Regions from separate parts of the Homo sapiens genome. Here region 1 is linked to region 2. Evidence: read pairs that join two places in POLR2A ChIA-PET (ENCODE). Cell type or tissue: HepG2. All regions are shown on one strand. Each heading gives the region's core, and the rest is flanking DNA. Links, peaks and the distances in the headings are about the cores only.

The links. Peaks named below come from ENCODE experiments on the same cell type or tissue, not always from the same donor. Only the 100,000 strongest peaks of a DNase experiment are listed, where the experiment ranks them.
Region 1: POLR2A ChIA-PET joins it to region 2 with 8 read pairs; 2 of 35 experiments call an interaction of 5 or more read pairs at or near these places.

The regions. Positions count from the first base shown.
Region 1 is chr3:33,382,776-33,393,163 of GRCh38, reverse strand. It overlaps FBXL2 (F-box and leucine rich repeat protein 2), which reads right to left. Exons shown (of 15, transcript NM_012157.5): 14 at 8,963-9,175; 15 at 5,072-7,663. The coding sequence ends at 7,556. It overlaps UBP1 (upstream binding protein 1), which reads left to right. Exons shown (of 16, transcript NM_014517.5): 15 at 550-601; 16 at 2,796-4,828. The coding sequence ends at 2,833. Among named protein-coding and RNA genes, the nearest start is that of UBP1, 52 kb to the left of the region's middle. In HepG2, for the core only: no CTCF peak of the experiment used is centred there; no DNase peak of the experiment used is centred there.
Region 2 is chr3:33,191,628-33,202,128 of GRCh38, reverse strand. The region is part of intron 3 of SUSD5 (sushi domain containing 5); the gene reads left to right. Among named protein-coding and RNA genes, the nearest start is that of SUSD5, 22 kb to the left of the region's middle. In HepG2, for the core only: no CTCF peak of the experiment used is centred there; a DNase peak (open chromatin) is centred at 5,428.

The sequences.
Region 1 (10,388 bases), core at 2,389-10,388, 190 kb before region 2:
TAACCAAGAGTTTCAGGCATCCTAGTGATAATATGGAATACAAGCCAAGGAAAACTGGCTTAGCCTCCCCCCAGCCCTTTAGGATGCAGCCAATCACTGGGGCACTCTAGGGATAGTGGCAGGCTTTGGCCCTTTTTATGAGGTGAGTCACTGGATGTGTTTTCCTTTTGTCTATTATTTGATGACTAATTTAAAAAAACATGTAAGATATATAATTTTTCCCCTAGTGATTGGTGGCAAGTAATAATAGAAGAGCACTTTATGCAATTTTTGTTCGAGTCATCATCCACTGGAGCCGGCAGGGAATGTGCCCCTGTGGGTCACATGGGTGACTGACCAGGTCTCTCAGGGACCATTATGGACAGGCATAGTGAACACAAGGCAGTGCAGCACGTGTGCATCTTTGCTGCCTCACACTGCCTTCATGAATTATCGTTTTGGCCATTGAGTCCTGTGTTTGTTTGAGAAGAATATTTACTGTTTTAAAATCATTTTAAGAAACGACAGTTGGATCTTAATTGTACTTACGCATTTACTTTATCCTTCCAGATGGTTCAGAATTTTCAAGATGAGAGTTGTTTTTTATTCTCCACAGTAAAAGGTACTTTGCATGTGTGTGTGTCTTAAAATGCTGGAATCATGAGAGATGGTGTGTGCCTCTAATTAGTGCCTCTCGTGTTTATTCTTTAAAATGATTGCTTTACTCATTTTAAGAAGAAAGTTTGATAAATGAGAATATTTCTAGTGGTTGTAACAGAAATTAGCATATAAGGAAGAGGAGTCAGTCTTTCTAGATGACTGGAAAAAAAAATCTCAATTCATTCAGCCAACGTCTTACTGAGCACTTTGTGTCAGACACCGTGCTTCTGTCGCTCAGTGGATCTATTGAATAAAACAGAATCCATGAAACTCCTATTGGGGAAAGCAAACCAAAATTGGCCAAGAGATACACAAAATTCCCAATATGTTAAGTTCCATGAAGGAACAGGAAAGTGTGGGGGTACTTATGGATAAGGGAGATCTGGGTTGAGGGGAATATGAAACTGTAAGGCAAGGCTTCTCTGAGGAGGTGTTATTAATCCTGAGACTTGAAGAATGAGAAGAAGCGGGAGCTGGCCATTGGATTAGCATCCCCAGGCAACGTGGGGCTGTGTGCAAAGAAAACACCTGGCTTCTTGGAAAGCCTGGCAGTGGGCCATGTAGGTGCCATGCAGTGTGTGAGGGTGAGCGGATCAGGGCAAATCAAAGCAGGAGGCCGGGTCTGGCATGCGGGGACCGGATGATGATGGTAGTTCGGATTTACTTGAAATGCATTGGGTTGTCACTGAAGTTGTTTAAACAAAGGAGTAGTAATGTGACTAGATTTTTCTTTCACTTTCACAACTCTGTGGAGACAGATGAGAAGGTGGCAAAACGAGGCAGGAGATATCCAGGTGAAAGGTGATGGTATCTTACACGTTTATAGACAGGGTCCCAGTGGGCTCCACTTTTGAGGGAGGAATAGTTCTGACACCTTATTTTCTGTGGAAAGTAACTGGGCAGATGGTGATCTCATTGAAGAGGTAAGTATGGTTGGGGTAAATCAACCAAGAGTTTGATTTTGGATATGTAGAAATGTCAAGTAGGCAGTTGACTATTACCAGTCTGGGGCTCAGAGAAGAGGCCTGGGCTTGAGATGTAAATTTGGAAACCTTCAGCATATCAGCAGTGACTCAAAGCTGTAGAAGTTGTTAAGGTCATTTAGGGAGAGAATATGAAAAGAGCCAGGACCAGGCTTAGGTGGCTCCAACATTAAAGAGGAGGGATTCCTAAATGTAAAATTATTTGAGAAGAGATCATACATTCATAGACTGTTTTAAAAGTCAGGTGAGCTAAGATCCAAATCCGGTCTTAGCACAAAAGCTGCCCCTAGAAGAGGGAGATGTCATGTGTGTCAGGTGTCCCCAGACTACTGAAATACTGATTTTATTTTGCGCCTCACATGTTGCGTATGCCATCAGGTTACCTGCAAGGCTGAGTTTTAACTCTGAACTGGTTCACTCTTTCAGAAACATCTTTAGCCTAGTACCCTTCTGCTCAGTCTTTTGTTTTCACAGCAGTACAGTTTTTACCTTGCATAACTGACATTGTCTGAAAAAGAAGACATATACTATAATTGCATAGTTTTGTTTTGTGAAACCAGCAGACATTTTTTGGTATTAGAAATCATAGGATCTCCCCTCTAATCTCAATTTACTGTTTTGTTTTTTTTTTTAAACTTTGTCGTCATGAGAAAAATCATTTTTTTATGAATGCCTATATTGCTTCTCACTATTTACTGAGAAACACTAGGCAAAAGGAATGATACAGTTTTAAAATGTTTGAAATCTCTGTGAGTAGCTCAGAAATTTTTCTGGAAAAGGTAGATGTACACATTTGCATTTACTCCCTCAGGTCCTCTGCCCTGACACAGTATATTTCACCTGTTCTCCTTCTAGCTCTTGCTCCCCTTATGGACAGCACTATTATTGTGTGTCTTGATAGATGTCCCCCTACCCCCAGAACTGGCAGACAGTGTTGGAATGCGGGCGTTGATAGTGGGCCAGGCTTCGCAGAATGTCTAAAAAGGGAATGTGTACATGAAGTTTTTTGGGGGAAGAGGAGCTAGAGCAAGTTAATCTGCTTGTTTCTCTAGAATCATTTAAAGGTAACCTCTGAATTGGGAAGGGAGGTTGTAGTTGGCAGGGAGTTTTCCATTTAATAGGCTTAATTTCCTAAGCCTGACTGAAGAAATACTGTCTTTCCTTTTTCTGCAGCTGAAAGTAGTGATGGCATCCACATAATTTTGAAGTGATGTCTTATATAGACTGAACTGTATTCAGTACCAAATAGTCACGCTTAAAAGTGTGTGAAGACTGAATCCAAGAAGTCTTGGGATTGGATTTTACCATATGAAATGTTTCATATTGAAAACACAAGATGACCTTTCTAATGAGCTGTATGAGAGGTGAATCTCCTCACTGTCACTGCCATAGCCAAGCATCCTCATGAGAGTGAGCACATCGGCACAGCATGCATCCAGCTCTGGAGGCCACGGTGCAGGCATAGCTGCCTGCTGCTCTGGCAGAGGCCAGTAAATACAGTTCCTAGAAGCAGCCTTTGCTGTCTTTTTACACTGTATGCGGTTTGGAAATGAATGTAGAAACTTACTGTGGGCATTTACCTTTCTGTGCCAGTTTGGCTTTTATTGCCTGAACCTTATGCTGACCTGGAGAGGAGATGGGGGACAGTGCTGTTGTGGGGCCAGCAGTGAATCTGTATGCGGAGAGTTGTGTTGTGCTGATGTGGCCGTTGGTGGTCAGGTAAGAGGCTCGGCACCTTCTTGGAAGAAATCATGTCTGAGGGTGTACGTTTGATATGATCATGCCAGATTGGAGAAGATCCAAGCCAGGAAGATGGGCTTGAAGCAAACTGCATTATCAGGAGTACCTTGGTGAGAGGATCAGTGTAAATCCTAATAGGTACAAAGACTTTTGTGTTTTGGCTTTGTCACAGATTTATTGAAAAACTTTTTTGCTTCTGCTTCCATTTTTAGCATTTTAGTTTCTGGTTTTCATTTTTGGAGATTCCTTGCCTTTTAAACTCGTGGTTTTTCTCTCATTTTCTTCCCTCTCTCCCTCCATCTCTGACCACCCCCACCCTAACCCCCCACCCCCACCATCCTATTAAACATTTTTAAAGCCCTACCCCAGACATTGGAAATAGGTGACCCAAGTAGGGGGAGAAAGTATTATTGTTGATAGCTTCTGACTAGGTGTTAAGGGATCTTCATTATGAACAAGATGAATTTTTTTCTGGAAACACTAGATGTTATCAATCAAACACTAAAATGTACCATACAAATCCCTTAAGCCTCTCAAATATTGAGCTTTAGTACAATCATGGATAGACATTCTGGTGATGATTTAGGGGCTTTTTATACACCACATACTAGCTTCTTTCTCTATAAGAGTGCCTCTTTCATAAAACCAAATGCTTGTCTGCTAGCATACTTTTCAAAGGGAATCCACTGTTTTCTCACTTTCCTCCCATATCTCCGTCCTTCATCCAAAACCTTCCCAGAATCCATCAGCAAGCATGTTTGAGGCCTGTGGTGTAGGGGACTGAATTTTTTTTTTAACTTCTATTCCATTTTAATTGTAGGATATCTTTGTCCATATACCCAGGTGTCCTGATTTGAATGTACTATTTGATCCTCATTGTGTTCAGGCAAAAAATAGGAAATGAGTAATTTTGAGTTTGAAATCTCTCCCAGAAGACAAACTACTTCAGTGAGTAAAAGCTTTGACATTTTATGTTTTATTCATAAAGGGGGTTAATTATTTGCTACAAAGAAGCACGATCTATTTTCATCATCGATTTGAAAATATCTGTAACTCCTATAGATCCTATAGGCAGAGAGTTTTCCTTTCTGACTTTTTCCCTTTGCTTTCGTGTGACCACATGTTTTCTGTACCAGTCACTGGGGAAAGAAGTGAGTTTATCTCGTTTGTTTTAAAAGTTTTGCTTGTCTATTTAGCATTCCTTTTTGGGTCTCAAGATTTATGGAACAATAAATGTCATTTAATGCTGTGTGCTTATTTTGAATTCCTCATCAGGTTTTAGAAGCGGGGTAAAAATACTTAGATGCTTATCAGACTTGAAATTATACTGAGTGGCATTGAACGTGAGTTTGTCCCAGTGAAACAGGCTAAATAAATTTTGGCACCAGCAAATTTGTTACTTTGTTTTTTTAATAGTAGGATGTACACATTTCAGTATAATAAATGTTTTCTGATTGTTTTGCAAATGTGTGTCTCATTTAAAATCCCAGTTCCTGCTACTGTCACTTCGTGTCATAGAATCAAGGAGTTTCCCTGTGTGTATTCTGAGCCAGTCTAAATGTAGTAAGAGGTTAGGCTCATAGTTTTTTCCTTTTCAGTTTATTTTCTGAAAGCTGATGCAACTGAGGATATGTTGTTATTCCATTAACTAACTAACTAACTAACTAACTAACTAAACTATTCCAGACTTTAAAAGGAAGCAAACCTGATTTTCTTTTTTTTTTTTTTTTTTGAGACGGAGTCTGGCTCTGTCACCCAGGCTGGAGTGCAGTGGCGCAATCTCGGCTCACTGCAAGCTCTGCCTCCCGGGTTCACGCCATTCTTCTGCCTCAGTCTCCTGAGTAGCTGGGACTACAGGCACCCGCCACTATGCCCGGCTAATTTTTTTTGTATTTTTAGTAGAGACGGGGTTTCACTGTGTTAGCCAGGATGGTCTTGATCTCCTGATCTCACGATCCGCCCGCCTCTGCCTCCCAAAGTGCTGGGATTACAGGCGTGAGCCACCGTGCCCAGCCTGCAAACCTGATTTTCTTACAAGAGGTTCTCCTGTTTTGTAAATGAGGCCATGGATCATTGAGCATCAAGTCCAATAGCTGTGACTGATGATAGGTTGTATCCTGGCTCAAAAGAAATCAATCATGTATAGAAGGCTCTGGTGGTTTGTTTTGTTTGTTTGTTTGTTTTGTTTTGAGATGATGATGGAGTCTCACTGTTGTCTCCTGGGCTGGATGGAGTGCAATGGCACAATCTCGGCTCACTGCCACCTCCGCCTCCTGGGTTCCAGCATTTCTCCTGCTTCAGCCTCCCGAGTAGCTGAGATTACAGGTGCCCAGCACCACGCCCGGCTAATTTTTGTATTTTCAGTAGAGATGGGGTTTTACTGTGTTGGCCAGGCTGGTCTCAAACTCCTGACCTCAGGTGATCCACCCGCCTTGGCCTCCCCAAGTGCTGGGATTATAGGCATGAACCACCGTGGCCAGCCTTAAGTTAATTTTTTTTAATAGAAACTAAACTAATTCATAATCACTGAAGCAAGTCTGTTATATGCTCATTTATTGAAGTTGCTTCCTGCATCAGTCCTCCTCCCCCATCATCTCTTCCACAACAAACAGTGGGTATAAATGTATATTTAACTAACTGCTATGGTATCCACACAATTTTTAGACCAAGGAATACTGGAATATATCATAAGGCAATAAAATGACTTTAATGCTTACTCTGATGATAATTGTGCTAAGTCCGTTTATGGGGAGATTATATATATATATAATCTGCTTCTCTTCCTAGAATGCAGCTGACATAATATATCCTTAAAAACACTTCTAAAACTGCCTAATAAAGGTATTGGTAGTCATGGGAACACATCTTGCTTTTGCCGTTTCACTTTTAAGTTTCTCATGAGCTCTGGCCCTTCAGTTTGGGGGAGTGGTTGTTTGGAAGGGCCAGCCACCATGAACACCTAAGTTTACAATGAAGGTGGTGATGACTGATTGACAGGTTCTTAATAAAGATCATAAATATGGACAGCATGGAGCAAGAATGAACCACAGCAGAGAGTAGGGTCATTTTATCAGATTTCAGATAACATCAGGAAGGTCTGCATTTGGAAAATGGTTTTGCTTGGATGTGTCTGCCATAAAATCATAGCAATAAAACCCTCTGACTTAATTTTTTTTAAAGCATTGCAATGGTTTATTCAATTTTATGAGTCTAAAAGGTACCAACACTTACTGATCTGAGTTTTAAGTGTGTAAAACTTTTGAGTAGCTATGGTGTAACCTGATTTTTAAGATTTCAAAATAAGCTTGAAAAAAAATCACATCCATTTTACATGCATCCATTCATTACTTCTAATTGATTATACTACAGATAACTTAAGCCTTAGTTCTTTCTCTTTAAGGTTCCCCCCAGTTTTACGAGAGGCATGGACATAATTAGCTTTTTTCCTTTAGTAAAAATGTGTTATGTGCTGTAGCATACACCAGAGCTTCTACTTTCCAATCAGGCAACACAGACTCCGAGCTGCTTTTGTTTTTGGTCCCTGGAGGTGTATATGACAAGTTGACAGAAACAAAAAGGTGAAGACCCTGCTCCACCCAGTATAGAGTCCTCTTTTCTTTGGTGTCTCATGGAAACCTATTAACATGCCTTCCACATAAGTCTCTATATATAAAACTATCAGGCATTATGAATTAATTTGCAGTACAGTCACTTTGATAAAGTTGCTATTTATCTTCAAAGTGGAAAAGTCCTGCTAATCAAAATGGAATTGTGAATTAAAGTAGGCCACTGGCTTAAGTATCAGGTAGAAAATCAACAGCTTATTTTTTCTGCTCAGTTTGTGCTAACACTGATGGTCTTTTTGAGGAATGCTGAGTATGCCAAGGGTAGAACTTTCGTACCTAGGTAGGTACCAATCTCTTAAGAGATCCAGGTTTCTGGCATGGTCCTAGCTGCATTGAGACCACTTGTCATGTGTTAACTGACACAAGGCTTTGATTTGATTGTTTCACAGCAGAATAAAGGTGAAAACTATCACCAGAGTAACTGCAATCCATACAGAAGTCTTTTACCTGTAAATGCCTTTCCCAATGGAGAATCAACAGATTGGGTGATGGTGGAGTCGGTCAGGAAGACTCAGGTCTTCTAGAGGAAAGGATGCCTCATCACCCCTTGGGCCCAGGCAGCTGCTGTCAGAGAATGACACAGCACCTGCACAGTCGCTGTCCACTTCCTGCCACTGCTGTCGGTGGGGTGACGGGAGCAAAGTAGGCGTGGACTTTGACATGAGGGAGCTGAGCCTGGAAGGATGAAGAAAAAAGTGGAGTCTTTACACATTACTATTTTTAGGATTATAGTCATAATTCTAGAAAAACCTATAGTCCTCTATTAAAAATCTTCACCTTAGTTGAAGTAGAATTTATGCTATAGATTAGAGCTACTCCTGTTACTCCCCGCACCGTCTGCCCCCCATTAGTACCTTCTAAGGATAAGTGAAAACACTTACGTTGATACGTTTCCACCCAGGGGTAGTAACCAGCCCTGTTTACAAACTAAGTGAATGTTCTCTACAGCTGTAGCACCCTGGATGGGGCTGTTAAATGCAGTTGCCTAAACTTAAAGCATAATCAAGAAAACAGTGTAGGTGAACTATATGGAAAAAGCCAAATTCTGTTAAGCTCTCTTACCTGGAAATTAGCCAAGAGAGTTCTACCTCCCACTCATAATGACCTTAAATTGCTTGCCTTTACCATAGGCCTTTTTTCTTTTTTTGAGACAGAGTTTCACTCTTGTCGCCCAGGCTGGAGTGCAATGGCGCAATCTCAGCTCACTGCAACCTCCACCTCCCGGGTTCAAGCGATTCTCCTGCCTCAGCCTCCCAATTAGCTGGGATTACAGGCACGCAGCCAGCTAATTTTTATATTATTAGTAGAGACGGTTTCACCATGTTGGTCAGCTGGTCTCGAACCCTTGACCTTGTGATCCGCCCGCCTCGGCCTCCCAAAGTGCTGGGATTAGAGTCGTGAGCCACCGCGCCCATCCCAACATAGGCTTTCTTATAAGGGCTACGATCACCAGACTATGTGGAATCTCCAGCCCAGACCCAACTCAAGTTGAATCTTCCAGGGTGGAGTCTAAGCAAGAACATTTTGAAGAAGTTTAAGGTGACACTATTGTACCAGATCAGTTTGCATAACTATTGCATAACAGGAAATGAGTGTTGATTGATCGATTTATTTTGAGATGGAGTCTCACTCTGTGGTGCAGGCTGAAGTGCAGTGGTGCAGTCTGGGCTCACTGCAACTTCTGCTTCCCAGGTTCGGGTGATTCTCCTGCCTCAGCCTCCCGAGTAGCTGGGATTACAGGTGCCCACCACCACACCTGGCTAATTTTTGTATTTTTAGTAGAAATGGGGTTTCACCATTTTGACCAGACTGGTCTTGAACTCCTGACCTCAAGTGGTCCACCCACCTTGGCTTCTGAAAGTGTTGGGATTACAGGCGTGAGCCACCGCGTGCCTAGCCCCGGTCTGATTCTTGATGTTTTCCTTTGGTGCTTAGAAATGTCAGGTGTGACTGACTCCCCTGCCCCATACCTACCCGCATCCGCTTGATGCCTGCACGGGTAACCTGCTGGCAGTCGTACAGCTCGAGGCGCTCCAGGCCTCGGCAGTTCTCTAGGTGTTCCAGGGCCACATCAGTGATGAGGAGGCAGTTGTCCAACTCCAGTACCCGCAGCCTCTCATGGCCACAGGTACTGTTGCTCAGGTGCAGGATCCCATCATCTGTGATGAGTTCACAGTGGGACAGGCTCTGGAACAGGAAGACATGAGTAAATGTTTGCAGGACCCTTATTCCAAGGCTCAAGTCCTAAAAAAAAGCTGGAAGCTAGCCTTTTTGCCCTTCTGCAATGGGATGACACAGCAAGAATGCCCTCAGCAGATGCCAGCCCCTGGACTTCCCAGCCTTCAGAACTATGAGAAGTTTCTGTTCATTACAAATTATCCAGTCTGTAGTAGCAGCACAAAACAGACTGAGACATTTAATCAGGCAGTGAGGACCAAACACAAAGCCTTGGGGCCCTTTGGTTATGGGTTTGCTACACTGGGAGTGGCTTCTCTCTTCTAATTGTGTAAAGATGGAAATAAAATCTTCAGGGGAGATTTCAGTTTACCCCCTTGAGAGCAGTTTTATTGGCCAGTTCTCCATTTGAGGGGATGCCAGTGAAATCAATGCATCTAATGTCCTTGTTCATTTAGAAAATTGCACAAATAGCTGAGACCCAGAGATATACTGAGCATCTTTGAAGGTTATAATCAAATAGACCTTGAACAGTGTGATCTGACATTACTGACTTCTCTTGGGTAAACAGTAATGGTTGCAAAAGATAAATTCAGATGAATATTATATAGCCAAATGACATTTATGTAATTCTCTTAAGTTCTCTATATCAAAAACAGTTTCAGACCTGACAGTTTCCCCCAGTGCATATCAAATGTAAGATTCACCCCACCATAAAAACTAGAGAGGCAAAAGTACTGTATCAATTCCCATTTGTTCATTTGTTCCTTCAAATAAATGAGTTCTAACTCTGTCCCAGCCCCCACGTGTGCAATGATGAGTAAAAGTATACTTCTCTGCACTGGCAGAGCCCAGACTGGAGAGTCTATAAAATCAAATAATGCTAATCTTTTAAACTGAAGCTGAGGTGCTTTGAGAGCATATGATAGCAGGATTTGTCCTGGGGAACAGACCACTGAGTTGATATTTGAAGGATTAGGAGCTAATCCTAGGAAAGAGAGCAAAGAGTTTGTTGTGTGCAAGGCCCAGGGGTAGCAGGAGAACGGCAAGTACTGTTTAGGAAGAAGGTCAACATATAATAGGTGGGAAATAAGAGGACGCATGTAGATGCAGATGGAATTGGGGAGGTAAGGGCCAGATCACAGAGTTGTGTAGGTTATGTAAAGAAATTTAGTTCTGATTCCAAGGTCAGTGGGAGGAGTTGTAAGGAGAATGTGATGTTACA
Region 2 (10,501 bases), core at 1,736-9,735:
AGTCCAATGCTCAGACTTGTGGGTGCTTCAGATAGATGATAGATAGATGATAGATAGATAGATAGACAGATAGATAGATAGATAGATAGATAGATAGATAGATAACTTCTCCCCTCTCTCAAGGAGTTAACGGTGTATCACGATAGGTAAGAGATGAATATTTTTCCATGACACAAAGGAGAAAGGTTATTAGAGAGACTTCCTAAGCAGTGGCATTTGAGATGGATAAGTTGAGGGGATAATAGGTGGGGAAGAGAGGATAGGACATGGCGGACAGGAAGAACAGGGGTAGCAAGGGCTAGGAATCTAAAGATACCAATGGCTTTGGGAGAATAGCTGTGGTTGTGCCGTTGTACTAGAGCTCTGGGAGAGTGGGCTGGGTCAGCACATGCTTGGGGGCTTGAGTAGCTGTTGGGTAGGCCTGAGATGGCTGCAGAGGGTAGCCCAAATAATCCCCATCACAGTAAGCAGTGATGCCCCCTCACCTGCCACCCACACACCCAGGCCTAGGTGGGCATCAGGTCTTGTTTTCTCAGACCTGAGGTCTTCTGCTCCAAAAATGTGGGCTAGACCAGTCCTGATACACCAGCAGCCAGCTTCCACGAATGCCAAGTGTCTGGGCAGCCAGAGAAATGTTGCCAATGGGTCTTTTGGCCCCAGAGGCAGATATCTCTGGGATGTCTTTGTGGCCTGGGGCCATGAGCACCAACAACCCAGACAGACTTCTCCACTTCTGTGCTACTCAGAAGAGCTGCGGCTGCACTCTGGACCTGTCCGTGTGGTCAGGGACTTGTGGTTTGGTTTTCTGGCATGTGGTAAATGTGAGGAGGAGTTCAAAGCCCTGCCTTGCAGACATATACATGTGTGCCTAGGGCTGGGTGCACTCAGGGACAACTTTATTCTTAAGCCTCTGCTGATCCAGTGAGGGTCCACATGACCTCTGAGCATGGACTTGGAGATATCTGCCTACATGCTATTCCACAGCAGCCTCTGGACCTGCAAGAGTCACTTAGTAGCAGTCTGTTATTTGCCTTTTTAGAAAGGGCCTTTATGCTGTTCTTTCCAAAACAGGGTTTCTCATTGTTTTCAATAATGATAAGCTGAGAATTTTCCAAATTTTTTAGTTCTGGTTCCTTTTTGCTTAACAATTCCATCTTTAAATCATTTATTTCTTCTCAAATTTTACTGTAAGCAACAATAAAGGAGCCAGGCCAGTCCTTCAAACTTTGGTTAGAGATTTCCTCAACCAAATATTAAATTTCATGGCTTGCAAGTTCTGCCTTCCATAAGACCCTAGGACACAAACACAATTCAGCCAAGTTCTTTGCCATTTTATAACAAGCATTGCTTTTCTGCTGATGTTCACCAACATGTTCTTCATTTCCATCTGAGACCTCATCAAAATGGCCTTTATTGTCCATGTTCCTACCAACATTCTGTCCAGAGTTGTTTAGGTATTGTATGAGAAGATGAAGACTTTCTCTACAGCTCTCGTTTCCTTCTGGGCCCTCACCAGAATTGCCCTCGATGGTCCATTCGTGGCAAGGTAGTCTTTTTCTAGCATGCTTGACATGGCTACCCAGCCTGGTCTCATCTCCTAGACCCAAAACACTAAGGCTGGAGGACTGGAAAATCCACAAGAGATGTGGTGCACTGCAGAGGAAGCACCTAAAACATTCTAGCACCTCAAAACTTTTCTAGCTTCTACCTGTTAATTCCAAAGCTGAATCCATATTTTTAGGTATTTGTTACAGCAAACCCCCCACTTCTTGTTACCAATTTCTGCTTAGGCTGCTATTTAAAAATAACATAAATGGGGTAGCTACAAATGACAGAAATGTATGTCTCACAGTTCTGGAGGCTGGGAAGTCCAAGATAAGGCACTGGCAGGTTCGGTGTCTGTGAGGACCCAGTTCCCAATTCACAGATAACTGTCTTCTTGTGGAGTCTTCACATGGTAGACGGGGTGAGGCAGTTCTGTGAGGTCTCTTTCATAAGGGCACTAGTCCCATTCAATGAAGTTTCTACCCTCATGATCTGTCTTGCTCTGTCTTGTATGGCTATAACAGAATGCCTGAGACTAGGTGATTTATAATAAACAGAAACTTATTGGCTCAAAGTTCTGGAGGTTGATGAGTCCAATATCAAGGTGCCAGCATCTAGCAAGAGCCTTCTTTACATGGCAGAAAGTGAGAGGAACCGAACTCACCCTTTTATAATGGTACCAGTTCCACCTATGAAAGTGGAGCCCTCCTGGCCTAATCACCTATTAAAGGTCCACCTCTTAATACTGTTACAATGGCAATGAAATTTCAACATGAAGTTTGGAGGAGTCAAACATTTGAACCATAGCATGGCCTAATCGCCTCCCAAAAGTCCCACTTCCAAATAGCATCACACTGGGGATTAGGTTTCAACGTATGAATTTTGGGAGGACACAGACATTCAGTCTATAGCAGAGTGACAGCTATGACATGAAAAATCTTCTAAGACATATTATGCAGGTCTCAGAATATGTATAGTATAATCCAATTTATTCTTTAAAAAACTTTTTTTGGTTGGGCGTGGTGGCTCACGCCTGTAATCCCAGCACTTTGGGAGGCCGAGGCGGGCGGATCACGAGGTCAGGAGATCGAGACCGTCCTGGCTAACACGGTGAAACCCTGTCTCTGTTAAAAATACAAAAAGTTAGCCGGGCGTGGTGGCGGGTGCCTGTAGTCCCAGCTACTCAGGAGGCTGAGGCAGGAGAATGGTGTGAACCCGGGAGGCGGAGCCTGCAGTGAGCCGAGATTGTGCCACTGCACTCCAGCCTGGGCAACAGAGCGAGACTCCGTCTCAAAAAAAAAGAAAAAACAACTTATTTTTGTGTATATGTGTAAACGTGTGTGTGTGTGTGTGTGTGTGTGTGTGTGTGAAATTCTCCCCTAGAAAAAAAGACATCTGAAGGAGAAACACCCTAGAAAGGGAGTAGCAGTGAGACTGAAGGGAGATATTTATAGTTCATGCTCTGTATTTTGTATATTTTGATTTTTTTAGTAGTGCGCATGCATTATTGCATTTCTTATGTAGCTTTAAAATATCTCCCTTCTATATGTCTTTTCTCAGCCTATCTTTTATCTTTTACGTGGGTATTCTTGAGGCCAGGGTCTGTGCTTAGAACTGGGCCTTCTTCAATATTTTGGGTGCACCATGTTCACATTCCTGTAGCCCATGTCTGCTGACTTCAGTGTCCCGGGGTGGGTGAAATATGGGTGATTCTTCCTAACTCTCTTTCCCCCAAGTAAAAGCTTTCCTCTGCAGTGTACCACATCTCTTGTGGATTTTCCAGTCCTCTGGCCCTGGTGTTATGGGTCTGGGAGATGAGACCAGACTGCATAGCCATGTCAGACTGCGGGCAGGAAAGAGCTTGGTGTGTTTGAGAAAACAGTGAGCCTAGATGGTTTCAGGTGAGAGGGAGTGATCCAAGATAGGGCTGAACAGATTGGGATAAGAGCTGGATATACAGGGGTGAGAATATTGGATTGAATTTTTAGGTGAAACAGGAAACCATTGTAGGGTTCTCAGCTAGGATGCACTTTTTGAACATTTTCTGAAAATTGTTCTGGCTGCTAGTGGTGCAGTCCAGTAGATCAGGAAGCCCCAAACTTGTCCTTTTTGCAAAGTCCACCAGGCCCCATGTTTATGACAAGAAAGTGAATCAGAGCTAAACCATGGTGTTCTCAAAGGAAACAACACCTGGAACACAATAATAATGCACAATGATTAGAACCATGGGCTCTGTACCCAGAATCCCTGGGTTTGAATCTTGGTTCTACCACCTAACTTGCCTTGGGAATAATATTAGAACCCATGACATAGATTTGTCAAGAGGACTGAGTAGGGTAATACAAGTGAACCACTTAGCCTAGTGCATAGCACAGAGTAACACCTCAATAAGTATGAGCTATGACTATGATTAGTATCTAGCACCACATAACTCTAACAACATAAAGTGATAATAATAGTATGGTTTCTTCACCTTGATGTTACACTGTTTTCAATAAATCAACGCATAATTTCTTTCAAAATAATTCTGCAAAGTTTAATATGCATATATATACATGTATTATATATACAGCTAATATGCGTACAACCAAGTAATTCCATGCCTGGGTATTGATCCAAGAGAAGTGTATGACCACACAAAAATGGGTACACAAATATTCATAGCAATTTTATCATAAAAGCCCAAAACTGGAAGCGACACAGATGTTCATCAACTGATGAATGGATCAAAATATGTGGTATATCCATACCATGGATTAGTATTTGGCAATAAAATGAATGAAATATTAATACATGCAAAAGCATGGATGAATCTCTATATATTAAGCTAAATGAAAAAAAGTCAAACACAAAATATACATACTGTATTACTCCATTTGAATGAAATTCTAGAAAAGGTAAAACTACCAGTGAGCGAAAGTAGCTTAATAGTTGCTTGGGGTAGTATGGAGTAGGGGAGGGTGTCTAGGGCCAAAGGCAAGTAGAATATGGCTTTTAAGAATTGTTCTATACCTTGATTGTTGTGGTGGTGGTGGTGGTTATACAATTGGATACATTTAGCAAAATTGACTAAGCTGTACACTTAAAATTGATGAATTTTATTTATATAAATAATACTTTAAAACACAAAAAAGAACAAGAAAAAAATTATCGAGCAGCTTTACAGTTATATTCTATAACTCCAAAATTGTGTTTTTCCCGAGTGTTCCCACAAACGTTATCTCATTTAATCAGCAAGGCAATACTGTAGGCAGGGTGTTATCATTCTCTCTATTCAGATGAGGAAACTGAAGAACAGAGAGATTTGGTGCTTTGTCTCAAGTGACACAGCTCCTGGGAGGTGCAGATGAGACCTCTCACCCATGCACCTTCCTTTTCCTGTCCCCACCCCTCCCAGTCCTATGCAGCAAGCCCCAAGATCCAGTTAAACCTGGTGCAAACATCTCCACCACTTTTTTTGACCCTGAGGCTGCAGCTCTAACTGTGGGCTTTGCTTCAGATTCTCAACCTCAGAAGGAAAATAGTAATAGCTAACACCTGCTGTAGTACCCTGTGTTCACTCATTTAATCCTCACAACAGCACTGCAGGAATTTACTATTATCCAAATTTTACAGATGAGTAACTAGGCACAACAAAGTTAAGTAATTTGTCCAAAGTAAGTAGGGGAGCAAGGACTCAAACCCAGACTCTACAGGCTTTTTGTTTTCTGAGATGCTCCTTTCTTCTTACTCTTGAATATCTTACCTTCACAGGCACTGCCGTTTGGGTTGGAATGTACGATACTCATGTTAGGGTGCCCTGCCTTCCAGTTTGCTCAGGATAGTTCTTTCTTGTGCTGGTAATTATTAACCAGGATCCCAATCATTTTCAAAAGTGTCCTTATATGGATGATAAACTATACGGTCAGCCTACCCTATTGACTTAGAAGAAAACTTTCCCAGGGAGCCCTGCTTACCAAAAGTAGAGAGTGTGAGAATGGTAGAGTAGTTACATGTGGATCTGTGCTTTCCCCTGCTCTCTACAGAAGTTCTTTTTTGTTAAAACAAAGATATCCTGACAGATCCAGAGACGCAGCTGTTGTCTGTGTTAGGGCAAGGGGAACCTTTGTGTGTGTCAGGGAAAGGGGAACCTTCCAGCAAATCACCACTGCAAATTAAACTGATTATTTGCTGCATTCATGGACCATAGCCCAACCCCAAGAATCCATCAGTAATCCTCTGTGTTCCCAGCTCTGCTAGCTTCTTCTCACCTTGAACCAAGCCTCCATCACTGACCATTATTGCTATGTCAGTAGTGGGCAAATACAGGCTCATATCTGGTTTTATCTTTTTATGAGCATTTTGTTTTTCCCCTTTTCATGGCCCAAGGTGGCATTCAATTCCAATTTAGCCATGGTGTGGTTGGCTTTATTTGGTTTAAGGACAATGGGTATTCAGTTACCATCATGACTTGAAGATCCATTCAGGGCCATTCAAAAGACCATCAGTCTCCAACCATTTATATGGGAAATGGAGCTGGTTTTTATTCAGGACCTTGTTAAGTTTCAGGAATGTGGTAGGCACTGGGAAAGGCATATGTTCGTTTAATTCTAGTAACAATCCTAAGAGATAAATGTCATTAGCTCCATTTTTACAATTAGAATAGATTTTCTATTATAAATATGAATATGTGGTCATTTTAGTGGAAAGTATAAAGAAAATTAAGGTCTCTCATAATCAGTCTTCCCTAATACAAGTATTTTAGCATGAGTCTTTTGTGTTCTCTACATGTTTTATTTAGTTTACTAAATTGGGATTATATGAACAACATATAAGATTGCATTCTGTTTTTTTTTTTTTCATTTATATGGCTATAGATCTATATCTCCCCATGACATTGAATATGCTTCAAAGAATGGCTATAATAATCCATTATATGAATGTACTATAAATTAAACATTCTCCTGTTATTAGACGTTTTGGTAATTCCATGGATTTCACTATAATAAATACCATGATTGAACATCTTCATGCATATATCTCTTTACTTATCTTCAACTACTTCAGGCTCTTTTTGTAGTTTCAATTTATCTAGAACTGTGAGCCAGAAATTGCATTAAGACCTTGTCTATTGTGCACTGCCTCAGACCTTGTCAATTACCTGCACAACAGCCATTCCCACCTCCATCCCCCAGCAGTTTCTCCCCTTCCCAAGAGAGCTGGTTGTTAATTTAATATTTATCAGCACATCACTGATTAATTGGGGACTAAGTAAGCAGAGAAGAATTATAGGACAAGCGAAAAGAGTTCGCATTTCAAAAACGAGGGAATTATTTTAAGGACTCAGAACAAATAAAACCACTTGCAACTGTTTAGAAAGTGATTATTTATTGTTTCGTTTGTTTGTTTTGAGACAGAGTCTCACTCTGTCCCCCAGGCTGGAGTGCAGTGGCACAGTCTCGGGTCACTGCAACCTCTGCCTCCTGGGTTCAAGCGATTCTCCTGCCTCAGCCTCCCGAGTAGCTGGGACTACAGGTGTGCACCACCAGGCCCAGCTAATTTTTGTATTTTTAGTAGAGACGGGGTTTTGCCATGTTGGCCAGGCTGGTCTTGAACTCGTGACCTCAGGTGATCCACCCACCTCGGCCTCCCAAAGTGCTGGGATTACAGGTGTGAGCCACCGTGCCCAGCTGAAAGTGATTATTTATTCTTGCCTCTGAGCTAAACAAAGAAAAAAGAAAAAAGGAAAGTGATTATTTACTAATAATTCATATTTTCATCAAGCTGTTACTCTGTATCCTTTTAGCTACTATTCCATCTCTCTCCTTCCTTTCATAGCCCTCAAAATCATCTGCACTCATGGCCTCCATTATCTTACCTTCCATCATTCATTCTTCCATCTACTGCCTTCTGGTTTCTGCCTTATCAGTTAAGTGGAACTACTGTCACCAAGGCTACTGGTAGTTTCTCTGTGGCTAAATATCATGGCCATTTCTCAGCCTGCCCTTTGCTTGTTGTTTCTGAAGCTTTAAGTACTTGACCACACACTTCCTTGAAACATGTTCTGCCTTGTCTTGCTCCAGGTTTTCTTTGTATATGTCTGGCTACAGTGATGTCCTTTGTGAACTCTTGTTTCTCTGCTCACTTCCTCTGGGCTCTGACCTCTGCCCTCATCTCCCCTTGTAACCAACCAGCCAGTGGGTTCCTCTTGCCTGCTGCTCAGATAGAGCCCATTTATTAAGACAGAGGAATTGCAATAGAGAAAGAGTTTAATACCCGTAGAGCCAGCTAAATGGGAGGCCAGAGTTTTATTATTACTCAAATCAGCCTCTGAAAATTCAGAGGCTAGGGTTTTTAAAAGATAATTTGATGGGTAGGGGGCAAGAGAATGAGAAGTGCGAGTTGATTGGGTCAGGGATGGAATCCTAGGGAGTTGAAGCTGTCCTCTTGCTCTGTCAGTTCCTGGGTTGGTGCCACAAGACCAGATGAGCCAGTTTAGTGGTCCGGATGGCACCAGCTGGTCCATCAGAATACAGAGTCTGAGAAATATCTCAAACACCAATCTTAGGTTTTACAATACTGATATTATTCATAGGAGCGACTGGGGAGGATAGGAACCTTGAGGCCTCTGGCCGCATGTCTTCTGGGCCATAATTTCTAATCTTGTGGCCACTTTGTTAGTTTTGCAAAGGCAGTCTGGTCCCCAGGCAAGTGGTGGGGGGGTTTGTTTCAGGGAGGGGCTATTATCGTTTTTGTTTCAATGTTACACTATAAATTCTTCACAAAGTTAGTTTGGCCCATACCCAGGAATGAACGAGGGCAGTTTGTAGGTTAGAAGCAAGATGGAGTCGGTTAGATCAGATTTCTTTCACTGTCATAATTTTCCTATGGTAGATATTTCTCATTGTCATACTTTTTGCAAAGGTGGTTTCACCCTCATCTCCCCTCACTCACTCAACACTTCAAAGGCTTCAGTTTTCATCTAAATGCCTGGTAATCTCAAATCATTTCTCAAGCCTAATCTCTCCAGACCCCTAAAGCCCTGAATTCCATATATGCAGCTACCTATGGGCATTGCTTGTGGCCCATCAAAATCCACAAGTCCCAAACTTATACTCATATCCCTCAGCCTCCTATGCCCTGATCCTCATCTCACCCCTAACACCTTGTAGTTAAATGTTCTGTAAAAACTTCCCTTTTCAGTATCTGCCAGATCCACCTAGTTCCTGCCCTCTGCACCTCATTTGGCTCCTGTGCTGCTATCCTGGACAGCTCAAATGGCCTCCTCACTGGTCCTCCAGTCTCCAGGCATGCTTCCTCAATGCATCGTCTACAATGCAAATAGTGTTGTTTCTATACCGCCAAGGGGATCATGTTATTTTCTGTGTTAAACTCCTTAGTGGTTCCTTGTTTTCCTCTGGACGAATTCTAGACTTTTTACCTGGCTTATGAGGCCCTTCATGAACTCATGCCTGCCTCCCTATAGCTTCATCGCTTGCAACTCCCCCATTGCTTGCTTCAGTCTTATCAACTTATTGCTATTATTTCAATAATGTAGGAGGCTCATATGCAAAAAACCGTTGTTTGGCACTGAGACCCAGACAAGTACTTCAGTGCAAAAGACTGGAAACATCAAAATAGACCCAACATACATAAGTGTATAGTAAGAATGGTGAAACTTCAAATTAGTGGGAAAAGGATGGATGGATTATTTGATAGTACTAGGCTAATTGGTTATGAATATGGGAAAATAAGGCAATGAATTATTAGATTATATATATATATTTTTTGACAGAGTCTCACTCTGTCACCCAGGCTGGAGTGCATTGGTGCAATTTTGGCCCACCACAACCTCCACCTTCTAACCTTCTGGGTTCAAGAGATTCTCGTGGCTCAGCCTCCCAAGTAGCTGGGACTACAGGCACGCACCACCACATCTGACTAATTTTTTATATTTTTAGTAGAGATGGGATTTCGCCATGTTGGTCAGGCTGGTCTTGAACTCCTGACCTCAGGTGATCCACCTGCCTTGGCCTCCTAAAGTGCTGGGATTACAGGCATAAACCACCTAGCCTGGATTATTGTATTGATATATGTAGATATCTTATAGATTGAAAGGAAAAGATAAAGACCACAATAGAGAAGTATTTTGAAGCAATACAATTGGTCAATAAATATTCAACTCTCTTGCCAATTAAAGATATGTGCATTAGGCCGGGCGGGGTGGCTCATGCCTGTAATCCCAGCACTTTGGGAGGCCAAGGTGGGCTGATCATTTGAGGTCAGGAGTTCGAAACCAGCCTGACCAACTTGGTGAAACCCCCATCTCTACTAAAAATACAAAAAAAAAAAAAAGAAAAAAAATTAGCTGGATGTGGTGGCGCATGCCTGTAGTCCCAGCTACTTGGAAGGCTGAGGCAGGAGAATCGCTTGAACCTGGGATGTGGAGGTTGCAGTAAGCTGAGATCATGCCACTGTACTCTAGTCCAGGCGACAGAGCAAGGCTCTGTCTCAAAAAAAAAAAATATGCGCATTAATATAAGAAATCACTTTTTCAGCCTGTAAAATTGTCAAAGTTTACAAACAATGATAGCACTCAGTGTTCTGAAGGGAAACAAGCAAATTTATATGCCACTTGTAGGTATATAAATTCTTTTGGGTTTTTAGAGACAGGATCTTAACTCTGTCACCCAGGCTAGAATACAGTGGCTTGATCATAGCTCACTACAGCTCCTGGGCTCAACAGATCCTCCCACCTCAGCTGCCTGAGTAGCTAGTACTACAGGCGCACACCACCATGCCTGGCTATTTCTTATTTTTTAATTGAGATGGGATCTCGCTATATTGCCCAAGCTGCTCTCAAAACTCCTGGCCTGAAGCAATCCTGCTGCCTCAGCCTCCCAAAGTGCTGGGATTACAGGAGTGAGCCACTGCACCCAGCCAGCCTGAGTGTAAATTCTTAAACACTCATATTCAA